Regions from separate parts of the Homo sapiens genome. Here region 1 is linked to region 2. The links are chromatin contacts, found by Hi-C or POLR2A ChIA-PET in ENCODE. All regions are on one chromosome and are shown on one strand. The core of a region is the stretch at or near the end of the contact, and the rest is flanking DNA. Distances in the headings are between cores, read along the strand shown.

The links. Hi-C counts contacts between places; a loop is a spot of excess contacts on that map. ChIA-PET counts read pairs that join two places held with the same protein, here RNA polymerase II (POLR2A). Pooled maps may share reads with other maps.
Region 1: a loop to region 2 is called in a map of heart right ventricle, with 3 times the contacts of the local background. The contact joins two enhancer-like sites. A Hi-C loop is called at or near these places in 6 of 168 maps with a recorded cell type or tissue (CD4-positive, alpha-beta T cell, GM11168, astrocyte of the cerebellum and 3 more) and 3 of 50 pooled maps. POLR2A ChIA-PET finds 5 or more read pairs at or near these places in 5 of 52 experiments (CD4-positive, alpha-beta memory T cell, MCF 10A, WTC11 and 2 more).

What each region holds. Positions count from the first base shown.
Region 1 is chr18:77,038,499-77,044,487 of GRCh38, forward strand. All of the region lies in intron 3 of MBP (myelin basic protein), which reads right to left. Among named protein-coding and RNA genes, the nearest start is that of MBP-AS1, 61 kb to the left of the region's middle. Within about 2 kb of position 1,418, at least 3 of the 41 ENCODE cell types and tissues checked have a DNase peak (open chromatin) inside an H3K27ac peak, as active enhancers do.
Region 2 is chr18:77,001,027-77,007,195 of GRCh38, forward strand. The region is part of intron 4 of MBP (myelin basic protein); the gene reads right to left. Among named protein-coding and RNA genes, the nearest start is that of MBP-AS1, 24 kb to the left of the region's middle. RefSeq lists enhancers at 4,443-5,342, 5,343-6,169. Within about 2 kb of position 3,730, at least 8 of the 41 ENCODE cell types and tissues checked have a DNase peak (open chromatin) inside an H3K27ac peak, as active enhancers do.

The DNA.
Region 1 (5,989 bases), core at 168-2,667, 35 kb after region 2:
CATATTTGGTGTTTCTTTGCTATCATGCCGTAACTGGGTCCTGGGAATGACAGGAGCCCAAGCTTGCAGACCTGTGACTATGTTTGTCCCTGTCTCTCCTACATTTCCAGCACCTAACCCAGGGCTTGGCATCAAGTACTTGCTATGTATGGGTGCATATATGCATATGCATGTCTGTGCATGTATGTTTATATATGTATGGACATGTGCATATATATATGTATGCATATATGTACACATGTACGCATATCACTTTCTTGATGCAAGAATTACTCATCAATTAATATGATGTGTGCTCTTGTTAGCTTTTTATGTAATATTTTAAAACATAAGATATTTTAAGAGTGGCCAGAGTTTTTCATTTGTATTCTGTACTGGGCAGAACAACACGATATCACTGGTTAGTATGGAGGTTTGAATAATCAGTGAGAGGCGTCTTCAAACTATGCCTCGGGGCCAAATCTGGCCCATATGTTTTTGTACATCTCGAAAGGTGAGAATATTTTTTTACCTTCTAAATGGTTAAAAAAGAAAAATAGTATTTTGTGACACATGAAAGACATAGGCCATTCAATTTCCAGTGTCCATAAGGGTTCACTGAAACACAGTCACACTCATTTGCTGATGAAATTGTCTCGGCTGCTTTTGTGCACTGATGGCAGGTGCACAAGCAGAGGCTCCACAGAGACTGCGTAGCCTGCAAAACCTAAAATATATACTGTCTGGCCCTTTATGGAGAAAGCTTGCTGACTTCTGTGATCTATAAAATAATTTAAAGTTCTAAGAACAGGCAGGGGTGACTAGTTGGTGCTGCCCTGATGGGATAGAGTGCTGACAGTTAACGCAACACAACTCAGAAGTCAGATTTTTGTGAGCCTCTAGGTGTATGAAGCCAGGGTGAGAGACTATTTGCACTGTTGAAGCTCTGAGGCTAGAGGGGTAAGGTGGAGTTAAAGTATGCATTTGGTTTTAATTTCATAAATGAAATGGATGAGAATTATTTTAAAACCAGAAGATGAATGTAAGGTGATGGAGGAAGTCAGCCCTCTGGGATAATTTATGTTTAATTCATACCCAAGGGCCACCCTAGAACACAGCAGGCATGCAGGGGAGGGTGAACAGCACCCCACATGCCAGGGGACAGAGGTCAGGGGAGTGTGAACAGCATGAGCAGCCTGACCTCATCTCTGCTTCCTGCCAGAAGAAAGTTGTTTCTTAGACAAAAACATTCTGAAATCAGGTAGGAGCTGTGAATCAAGTGGTAGGAAGGAAGAACAGGATTTGTGATCATTTATCACTGAGAAGCTAGAGGAAAATGGGGAACAGAAGGGAAACGCAGGGGTGGATGCCCAGCCCCTGTCCGGTCACCCGAATACAGTTCTTACAACTGACACCCTCGACAGCCAGGACCTCTGAGTCAGGGAATGCTGGTGCGGCCGGCTCTACAGCATGACTCTACAGCATGACTGCGCATGCACTTGGTTTTCATTGTTCGTAGAGTAGGAAAATTACTCTGGTGATTGAGGACTTTATTGGTACAAAATCACATAGAAATTATAAAGCCACAGTTACCTAAACGAATATGCACCTGCCTTGACACCCACAAGTGTCTCATACTTCTTTAAGAACCAAATTTTAGTCTCTTCTCATATTATCTTTACTTTTTTCTTCCCTTCCAATTCTAAAATATGTTTGGTAAATGATCAAATACAAGTTTGTTTAGAAAGAATGGTCCATCCTCTTCAAGGAGAACTACAAACCACTGCTCAATGAAATAAAAGAGGATACAAACAAATGGAAGAACATTCCATGCTCATGGGTAGGAAGAATCAATATCGTGAAAATGGCCATACTGCTCAAGGTAATTTATAGATTCAATGCCATCCCCATCAAGCTACCAATGACTTTCTTCACAGAATTGGAAAAAACTACTTTAAAGTTCATATGGAACCAAAAAAGAGCCCGCATTGCCAAGTCAATCCTAGGCCAAAAGAACAAAGCTGGAGGCATCATGCTACCTGACTTCAAACTATACTACAAGGCTACAGTAACCAAAACAGCATGGTACTGGTACCACAACAGATATGTAGACCAATGGAACAGAACAGAGCCCTCAGAAATAATGCCGCGTATCTACAACTATCTGATCTTTCACAAACCTGACAAAAACAAGAAATGGGGAAAGGATTCCCTATTTAATAAATGGTGCTGGGAAAACTGGCTAGCCATATGTAGAAAGCTGAAATTGGATCCCTTCCTTACACCTTATACAAAAATTAATTCAAGATGGATTAAAGACTTACATGTTAGACCTAAAACCATAAAATTCCTAGAAGAAAACCTAGGCAATACCATTGAGGACATAGGCATGGGCAAGGACTTCATGTCTAAAACACCAAAAGCAATGGCAACAAAAGCCAAAACTGACAAATGGGATCTAATTAAACTAAAGAGCTTCTGCACAGCAAAAGAAACTACCATCAGAGTGAACAGGCAACCTACAGAATGGGAGAAGATTTTTGCAATCTACTCATCTGAGAAAGGGCTAGTATCCAGAATCTACAATGAACTCAAACAAATTTACAAGAAAAAAACAACCCCATCAAAAAATGGGCAAAGGATATGAACAGACACTTCTCAAAAGAAGACATTTATGCAGCCAAGAGACACATGAAAAAATGCTCATCATCACTGGTCATCAGAGAAATGCAAATCAAAACCACAATGAGATACCATCTCACACCAGTTAGAATGGTGATCATTAAAAACTCAGGAAACAACAGGTGCTGGAGAGGATGTGGAGAAATAGGAACACTTTTACACTGTTGGTGGGACTGTAAACTAGTTCAACCATTGTGGAAGTCAGTGTGGCGATTCCTCAGGGATCTAGAACTAGAAATGCCATTTGACCCAGCCATCCCATTACTGGGTATATACCCAAAGGATTATAAAACATGCTGCTATAAAGACACATGCACACCTATGTTTATTGTGGCACTATTCACAATAGCAAAGACTTGGAACCAACCCGAATGTCCAACAATGATAGACTGGATGAAGAAAATGTGGCACATATACACCATGGAATACTATGCAGCCATAAAAAATGATGAGTTCATGTCCTTTGTGGGGACATGGATGAAGCTGGAAACCATCATTCTCAGCAAACTATCACAAGCACAAAAAACCAAACACCGCGTGTTCTCACTCATAGGTGGGAATTGAACAATGAGAACACATGGACACAGGAAGGGGAACATCACACACTGGGACCTGTTGTGGGGTGGGGGGAGGGGGGAGGGATAGCATTAGGAGATATACCTAATGTTAAACGACGAGTTACTGGGTGCAGCACACCAACATGGCACATGTATACATATGTAACAAACCTGCACGTTGTGCACATGTACCCTAAGACTTAAAGTATAATTAAAAAAAAAAAAGAATGGTCCATAAAAGACCTGCAGGAACCCCCAGGAGATTAGTGCCACAGACCCCGCATCATCGATTTGTCACCAGTGAAAAGAGGCGCACTTTCTAGTCATCACAAGAAACAAGTCCCACCTGGAGCTCTCCAACACAGAAATCAAGGAAAACCATGAATTCACAATAAACTGGAAAGAACTCTCATTTTCTCTGACCTTTTTTGGAAGTTTTGCTGCTGAATACATGCATAGCCTGTATTAAGAAGCGAGGGCAAGGGAGGTGTGCAGGAAGTGGCATGCTCTCTTATCCTTTCAGACAAAGGCACGTGTTCTGAAAACCTGGAAAACCTCCTGTTCGGTCTCCCCGGGGGACCTGACTCTCAGTCTCCCCAGGGGATCTGACTCTCAGCCCTGGGCACCACGCTTTGAGCCCATGGCGTGTCCCACTCTGATTGGCACCCTTTCTCTTAGCTGAAACAGAGTGTCAGGCTTAACTTTCACACTTCCAAAAACATTTGCATGATTTTGTAAATATCCAGAGAATACTTTTATTATTTCTTATCTGAAAACTCTAGTGAGAAACCATAACCATTAATACGTATTCTGTATTGCGGGATAGACATGACCCCCAGCTTACCACGGGAAAAATAGCAGATACATTTCCCACTGGGCATTTTGTAAGGGAGAGAGTTATTTTAGGTCTTTTCTTGGGGACAGTTGCAGAGCTGTACGCAGCACTTACTGTCCCTGGAGGTCGCAGGAACAATGGTGTCAAATGTCTAGCACAGCGGCCGGGCCAGGGCCTCACACAATGTCTGTTTTTCAGAAACGGCATCCAACACCCAGCAAGCGCCTGCGCAGTGCCTGCCCGGTACCAGCTCGTGTTAGCTACTATTTTTTAAGGATAAAAATAACTTAAAAGCTCTTCAAGTGAGGAACTATTCAGTAAAATACTTTTAAAAAGCCTCAGGCAAGAACATGATTTTCCAGATTAGGAGAAGGTGATATAATAATTAGTCAAATGGGAAGAAAGGCGTTCCAAGATATCATTTATCAAAATGGCCTTGGATAACTCTCTTCAACCTCTTTGGTGCTGAGCTACTTCTAGATATACATAGTTTTAGAAAAGAATGCATACTAACATTAACGTTTTGAGAAAATTTATCATGATCACAGAATCAGATATTGCTTATATTTTATAGGGCCTATCAGAATGAAGAAACTGAAATATTTCCCATCTATGCATCTAGAGGAGGTAGAGACTTCTAAAGGTTCGTTCATGAAAATTCTAACTTAATCACAATGGGCACTTACAATAATCTTTCACCTTTTTTTGCGTGAACCTTGAATAAGTTGGTAATTAAAAAAATTATCATACGTAGAAAGTCAACATCTCCATGTCATGAAAATAAATTAATAAACAGTTCTTCAAAATTGAAATACGATTGTCTCTTTAAATCTCACTGTAACATTTTTCTGTTTTTATCGCAGGGACAACATGGCAGAGATTCCTGTAAGTCTTGGGTTATTTCTGAGTGCTGGTTATCGTGGCATCTGAAAATGTAAATAAGTGATGTACCCTGTGGGGTAGCTCTGCTGCAGGCACCCCGGGGACCTGCTGGTGACCCTGCCCTTCTCCTGCTGCGATCATCCCAGGCCAGCGTGACACTCAGCAGCGTGGACGTCTCTCTGCAAACGCCCAAATGCAGTGTATGAAATGTCATCCCTAGAAATGGCTTCATTTGGGATAAAGCTTTGAACTTGCGTGCGTGCCCCGCACCCCGTGGCGGACTGAGTCACTGCTTTGCTGTTGCGGCGTGGTGAGTAAAACTTTCCCAGGGGAGCCGGAGTTGAGTGAGAAAGGGATGCAGGACACGCAGGAGCTGACACATCTCTATGGATTTAAGTCGCTGTTTCCACAAATGCTACTCACATGCCCACACGTGTAGGGCAGGACTGTCACGCGTCCACTCTGCTCAGCTTTCCAGGCCGGATCTGGTCCCAGCCATTCTACCTGACCCAGACTCCCCGCACCCCTGCCATTCCCCCAGCTGCCGTCCTGTGTCTCCTGATTTCTGCGTTTTTGATCCTGAGGCTCTCTGCCTCTCTGCCTCCTCCCTGGAGGCCGTGCAAATCCTGTTCTCCTTCCAGCGGTGAGTTCCTCCTGCTGACCACCTCCCCCGATGCCCTCCACGCTGCACACTGGGCTGGTCTGCAGAGGTCGAATGCACTCCCTGGTGACTTACACATCTCACAAGTGCCCTCCATCACCTGCTTGTGAACTCCTGACCACAGCAGCCTACTCCATGTCCCCCTGTGGATGCTGCAATGCCCAGCACCACACTGGTGGCTCAAAGACTGCATGCCTGAGACGGGGTCCAAACCCCTCTTCAACTGTCCTCCAAGCTTCAGGTCCACCGTGACCTCCCCCAACTCTGCTGCAGCTGCCGTGGTGCCAGCCCCCTGCCCCTCTCCTCCACCTCCATAGATCAGGCTTCAGTGTCTGGGGACCTGGGGACTGCTGTCCTCCTTCCCAGCATGAAGTTCTACTGCAAGGGCCACTC
Region 2 (6,169 bases), core at 2,480-4,979:
GAATTTAATTGCTTCCCTGAATCAACGATCATAAGGTCAATACGTGAAGACCTAGTGAGTTTATGGTTCTGAGCCTGTCCGGGTCCCTGCCCACCCGGTCCCCACTCACCTGGTCCCCGCCCACCGGGTCCCCGCCCACCCGGTTCCCACTCATAGGGTCCCCGCTCACTGTCCCGGACCCTGAAGCTCATCTCAGCCTCCAGGTGGGACCATGCAGGGCTGGGGCTTGGGGGTTCCTCGCCTGCCATCCCAGGCTGGGGTGTGCCCGCGTTTCTCTTCCAGAGGAGAGTAAATCACTAGATACACGGGTGTAGATACACCTACCCAGAAGATCGGCCCAGCGTAGCCTGACAGTCTCCAGCCACTCCGCAGCAGTCCACGGCAGCTAATGAGCCTGCCAGGGTACCCACGCTGCAGTTTTAACAGATGGGCGAGGTATTGGAGGTCTCTACTCCTATTTCACATGGAATCCTTTTGGAGACACAAGGAGAAGTGTGCATTCCTAGAACTTGGATGACTTACTTAAGAAAATGCCCGTAAGAGGCCAGGCACGGTGGCTCACACCTGTAATCCCAGAACTTTGGGAGGCCAAGGCGGGTGGATCACCTGAGATCAGGAGTTTGAGACCTCCCTGGCCAACGTGGCAAAACCCCCTCTCTACTAAAATACGAGAATTAGCTGGGCGTGGTGGCGGACACCTGTAATCCCAGCTACTTGGGAGGCTGAGGCAGGAGAATCACCTGAACCTGGGAGGCGGAGGTTGCAGTGAGCCGAGATCAAGCCACTGCACTCCAGCCTGGGTGACAAAGTGAGACTTCATCTCAAAAAAAAGAAAAGAAAAAAAGCCTGTAAGAAAGTTCCTGCTCATCTACACCCTCCCCTCATGATAGTGTTCTTACTGACACAGCCACGTGTTGGAACATCTTCTAACTATCATTAGAGATGATCTGCCTCCTTTCAGATCACACATATTAACACAGTACATTTTGTTTCCCCATTTGTATTGATTATGTGCCAGTTTTGGGGAAGTGGGTCAAATAACTGAGTGTTGATAACATCTGCCCCATTTTCCCACCTGATGGGATGGAGCACAGGAAGTTGGCTCCATGTGGAGTTGCCGCCTGGAGACCTCTGGCCTCTCGTAAACCTGGAATGGTGCGTTCTCATGGAGGCAACCACGGCAGGGTCCCATGCACCTGGCTCTCTCCACCTGGGCCTCCCATTAGGGCCTTTGCTACAGAGATGCACCCATCAGCACTCGGCTGTGGAGCCTTAGCAAGCACCTGTTCTTCCCTTTGTCGTGTGGTCCATGATGTCATTGCAGAATGACACGTTAGAAAAATGTCTCTTTGTTAATGTATCTCAATATGCCCAGAGAGCAGCATCTACCATCCAGTGGCTAAATGCAGTAGGGATTTCCTTATGGGCATTGTCTTAATCAAGTAAGTGGTCCAAGTTCTAGGAATGTACATGTTTTCCCTGTGTCCCCAAAAGGATTCAATGCAAAGCCAGAATAGAGAAAGCAAGGCGTCTTGGTTTTAAAACACGAGGTGTGATCGTAAACCAAAAATATCATTCAGCACTGCTCCCACGTCACCACTCATTTTACAGATTTGAATATTGAGATGCACAGAGGTTCAGGGAGCTGCTCGCAGAGGCTGCTAGCTGTCTAGGGCTTGAACTTTAGACTGCATGCCAAGCGAGACTCTTGTGGAGTGAACGTAGGATGAGAGGCTCACGTTACCCACCTGAAAGTCAGCGGCCTATGGGGAAATTCACTGGCTAGTCATAGGAGAAAGGGAAAAGGGAAGGGAGAAGAACGGATTTTTAAATTGTATTTTATTACAAGAATTTGTAGACTTACCTTGTAGTAAGTTATGAAGCTATTGGCTAGAACTAACAGTGTGCTCACAGACGAGAAAAATAAACTAGTATCTGTAGACAAAGTCAATGACATATGCCAGTTAGTGTCTAGGGAATGAGGGAAGCTTCAATTGCTGCTGTTTACCAAAATAATTGGGAACTAATTTTCTAGTAAACACTGATGGATACAATAAATGCCAGTGTAGTTAATGAGATGAGATTTTTCAATTTTCTCTGTCATTTTAAAAGACGCATTTCTATGTAATTAAAACAAAGGGCCCATCAGTTCCTCCTTTCAGTGGAGAGTGATGCCTCAGGACTGACAGATGGCATCGTCTGGACTGTCCTATTTTGTCTATGTGACTGAAAACCAACCAACCAACATATCTCCTGGTCCTTATTCCTTTAATTTCCAGGTTGCACATGGCGGGTTTTTGCACACATCCACAAAGCGGCATTCGGGACCTCTGCTGTTCATTTCGACGGTTTCAGCAGTGGCCCTGAGAGTGAAGGGCGAATGAATTTGCTTTTTACTCTTTTTACCTCCCAGAGTAATATTTGATTCTTCTGGCACTCTCAGGAAGTGCAGATACCAGAGAGCTCAGAAGTTAATCTGAAAAAACTCAGAGACAGAGAGCTCAGGGATGAATCTGTGTGGCCTGTTCAGAACCACAGAAGATAGTGGTGTCACTGTTTTTCTGAGCTGCCATGATAAGAAAGAACAGAGGTATATTTGATATAATTTTTTTCTTGTGAAAGTGATAATATGCTTCTTCAGTATATTTTTTGAATTAGGAATCGTAAAATGTAGTTCTAGATGAAATAGATGCACCTTTTCTGCCATTTTCCCTACATCACACTTCTTTTGTGGCTCACAGAGATCCTTGACATCCCCAGAAACCTTGTTTAAGTGATTAAATGATCCTCCTTAAAGATGCTCAAAGGAGACAGTCACCTACGCAGCATCTTCCTTTCTCTCCAGGGATCTTCTGTTATTCAATGCGTGCGTATTTTCTACCTAAAAACCGGTGGGAGTGGGAAACAGCAGACCCCCTGCAAACTATCTGAAGCTTAGGGTCATGGTATCTGTTTCCCATGGAAACTGGAACCAGCAGCTAAAACAGGCACCAGTGAAATCAGTATTATTGGACAGAACATGGGTGTCAAAGTCTGCAAGGCTGGAGATGAGACGACACATCCGACTGTAAATGGTGGGCCATGCTGTCTCCCCTTTTCTTACTCTCCATCCCCCTGACTTCATAATGCTCTGGCAATTCCGAGAAATCACAGAACACTGTGGTTCTCTTTTCAATACTAGTTAAATACTAGTTACAATACTAGTTAAATAATAGCTTCCTCTGAAAAAAAGCACATATATATATATGTGTCCCCCCCCACTCCCCGCCGCAAGGAAGCTATTATTCGATTTCTGGTCAAACAGCTCCTACCATGCCTCAGGAGAGTATGTTAGATTTTTTTTTAAAAGCAAGATCAGGGCATTTTAGATTTTGCAGTTTGGAGAGAATTCTTTTCTGTCTGAATGACAGATGCAGTTTTTCCTGTGTTTTTGCCCTTTGCCGGGTTGAAGATTATGTTTATTCCTGAATCATCGGCTCGCACGAGTTAATGAAAGTCACGGGCATTTACTTTCTTTACAGAAAGCTGTGCACCATCCAGAATAGCGGGCTTTTCTCTATGTCTGAAAAAATTCACAGACAAGCCTTTCGTTCTGATGCAGATTTCAGGTAACCTGAGGCTGTTACCTCAGCTCCTTGCAGAGGATGCAGCTCCTTGCAGATACTGGGAATGAGAGCGCTGCAGGGTGGCGGCCGCTGGCGCCCGTGGCTTGTGTGTGTGGTTTCCCTTCTGGTGCCCTACTCGGGAGGTTGTTGCTTTGCCCCATGACAGGAAGGATCAGCGTTTCTCCTCTTAGCAAACTGTGAGGCTGGATGCAGAGATTCAGATACTGCTTTTGTAGATGTGGTCGGGGCATATCTGGTTGTGTTTTCTCTCCCATGTTTCATGGGGAAGTGAAGCTCCCGTGGCCTCCTTTGGGGGCCTTTGCCTCTGTCCGCTGGTGATACAGGGGTCGGTATCAGAGACCTCTTGGCACGAAACCTTGTGGGACCCACATTGGGGCTCTGGCTCTGGGCACAGAAGGATACAACAAATCAAAGTTCGGCAGCCTGTGCTTCTGCCATTAAGTAAACCCTTTCAGTGGCTGCATTTTTCTGATCTGGGTTTAACCTCAAAGAGGAAGAGCTTTGACGCCGGGTTCCAGCTTCCTCATCCTGGTGAGTGTGCCGAAGAGGGAGAAGCAACGGAGGTGGACAAACGGCACCTGTCAGAGGCGAAAGCTGCTGTCAGATTGGCGAGGAAGTCCTTAAAATGGTTGTGTGCTTTCCGCCGGGTGGCTGTGCCATGGCCTCTCTGGTTGGCACCTTGATGGCAGCCCGCCCCCAGGTACCATGTTGCCATGGCGTCTCCATGCAGGAGCACACCCTTCATGACCACAGCTCCGGGAAGCAGGGTCTCTGTTCCTTGTCCCGAGAGACCCACGGAAAAAATTCCTCTTCCTCATGGCAAGAGGGACTCCTCTCCCACGGGGGAGGCTCAGAGACGTCTGTTTCCCAAACGCAGATGACTCGGAGCTGATGGCCAGAGAGTGAAGTTCTAGTCCAGCTGCCCCAACCATGGGGCTTTTGAGGCTTGATTACCATTTCCTTCTGAGAATGGTGGGAGCAGGGATTGATATGAGGTTCACCGCTCGGATTTTCATTTTACAGTTTCGGAAACTAAGGCCCCAGCACAGAAACACAGAGGACCCAAAGCTACAGCCTTGAGGGGCAGAGGGGCCAGGGCCAGCAGGGCTTTTAGAGCCAGCACTGCCCTCCCCAGCAGCTCTGAGGGTGGCCAGGCCTCTTCCAGAATAGCACGAGTGTGGAGTGGCACTGGGGCAGGGTTATGATGACACCAATGTTTTCAGAGGACGAGGCTCCTGTGGGGCCTTTGCATTGCTTTTCTTGCTTGATCAGCACAACGTTCCAAAGCATCTGCAGGACAGGTGACGCTTTTGCCACCATTGCTGTTTCACAGGAGAGGGAAGGAAGCTCAGAGAAGACAGACACCTGCCCCAGGTCCACGGCTATGACGCAGTGCCATGAGACCTGAGCCAAGCATTTTTGGTTCTTCCTCCTGTGCTTTCCCATGGCACAAAATGCTTTGCTTCCTAAACGCCAGTGTGCTGGGTGATGGTGGATTCAGAGGCAGGGCAGGTCTTTCCAGAAGCCTCCATGGGCGCCAAGGCTGAGGGGTGGACAGTGTCCTCCAAGTCAGGCCAGGAGCACAAGGGTCTGTGAGAAAGAGGCAGAAAGGACGTCCGAGGACTCGGAGACAGTGGCTGCTGGAAGCCCAGAGCAGCCCCTTCCTGCTCAGGTCAGTGTCCTGGGCCCCAGGCCGAGCCTGGAGCTTGGAGGAGCTGGCACCGTTGGCGGGGCCGAGAGGAGCCGCCCTGCCCGGGGCCACCTTTCCAGCTGCACCACTGGCGCCCTCACTCCAGCCTCCAGTGCAGGCCCAGCACCGGGTTCCAGGGACCTGCAGCACGGGATGGACAGGCAGGCGGGCAGGCAGGGGCTGAGCAGACAGAGGAACTGCAGAGAACAGTGGGTCCACTTCCCACGCAGCCATTCCCCATCGTGCGTGTTGCTCCTCTCCCCTCAGAATCCTTGCTTCCCCAGCTTGCTTTTGGGTTCTCGCATGTCGCAATATTCCCCTACTGTGCTCCCGCTGCCTGCCTTCCAGTCCTCAAAGAAAAGAGCCCTGTCAGCCCCGAGAGCACCGGTGTCTCTGGGAGTCAGGGAGCTCGGAGCAGGGTCCCGTGCTGGAGGGGGCACCGCAGCACGGGAGCCAGGCTGTTCTTTGCCTTGTTGCCTATTTCATAGCTGGGGTGTCTCCCTTACCCTCCTGGTGTGTTTGCACAGAGAGAGAGAGGGAAGAGGAAGAGAGAGACACGAAGAGGGAGGGAGAGAGGGGGAAGTAGACAGACAGAGAGACAGGGAGGGAGAGGACACAGGGTGAGGTGGACCCAGGCGGAGGCCCTCTGTTCAGCTCGCGTTTCTCAGCCGCAGGGCAGGGAGTTCTTGGTTCCGACTCTGCTGGTTCCTGGCACTGCTCAGCCTGAGCCTTCCACCCAGCTGCTTCTGTCTCCGTTGGGAGCTGACTTCAAGGGTCCTTTGTCATGGAATCCCTGCATTTTAAAATCCCTCTGTATTTTAAAACCATTTAGTGCCTCCGGCCTTGCAATTCC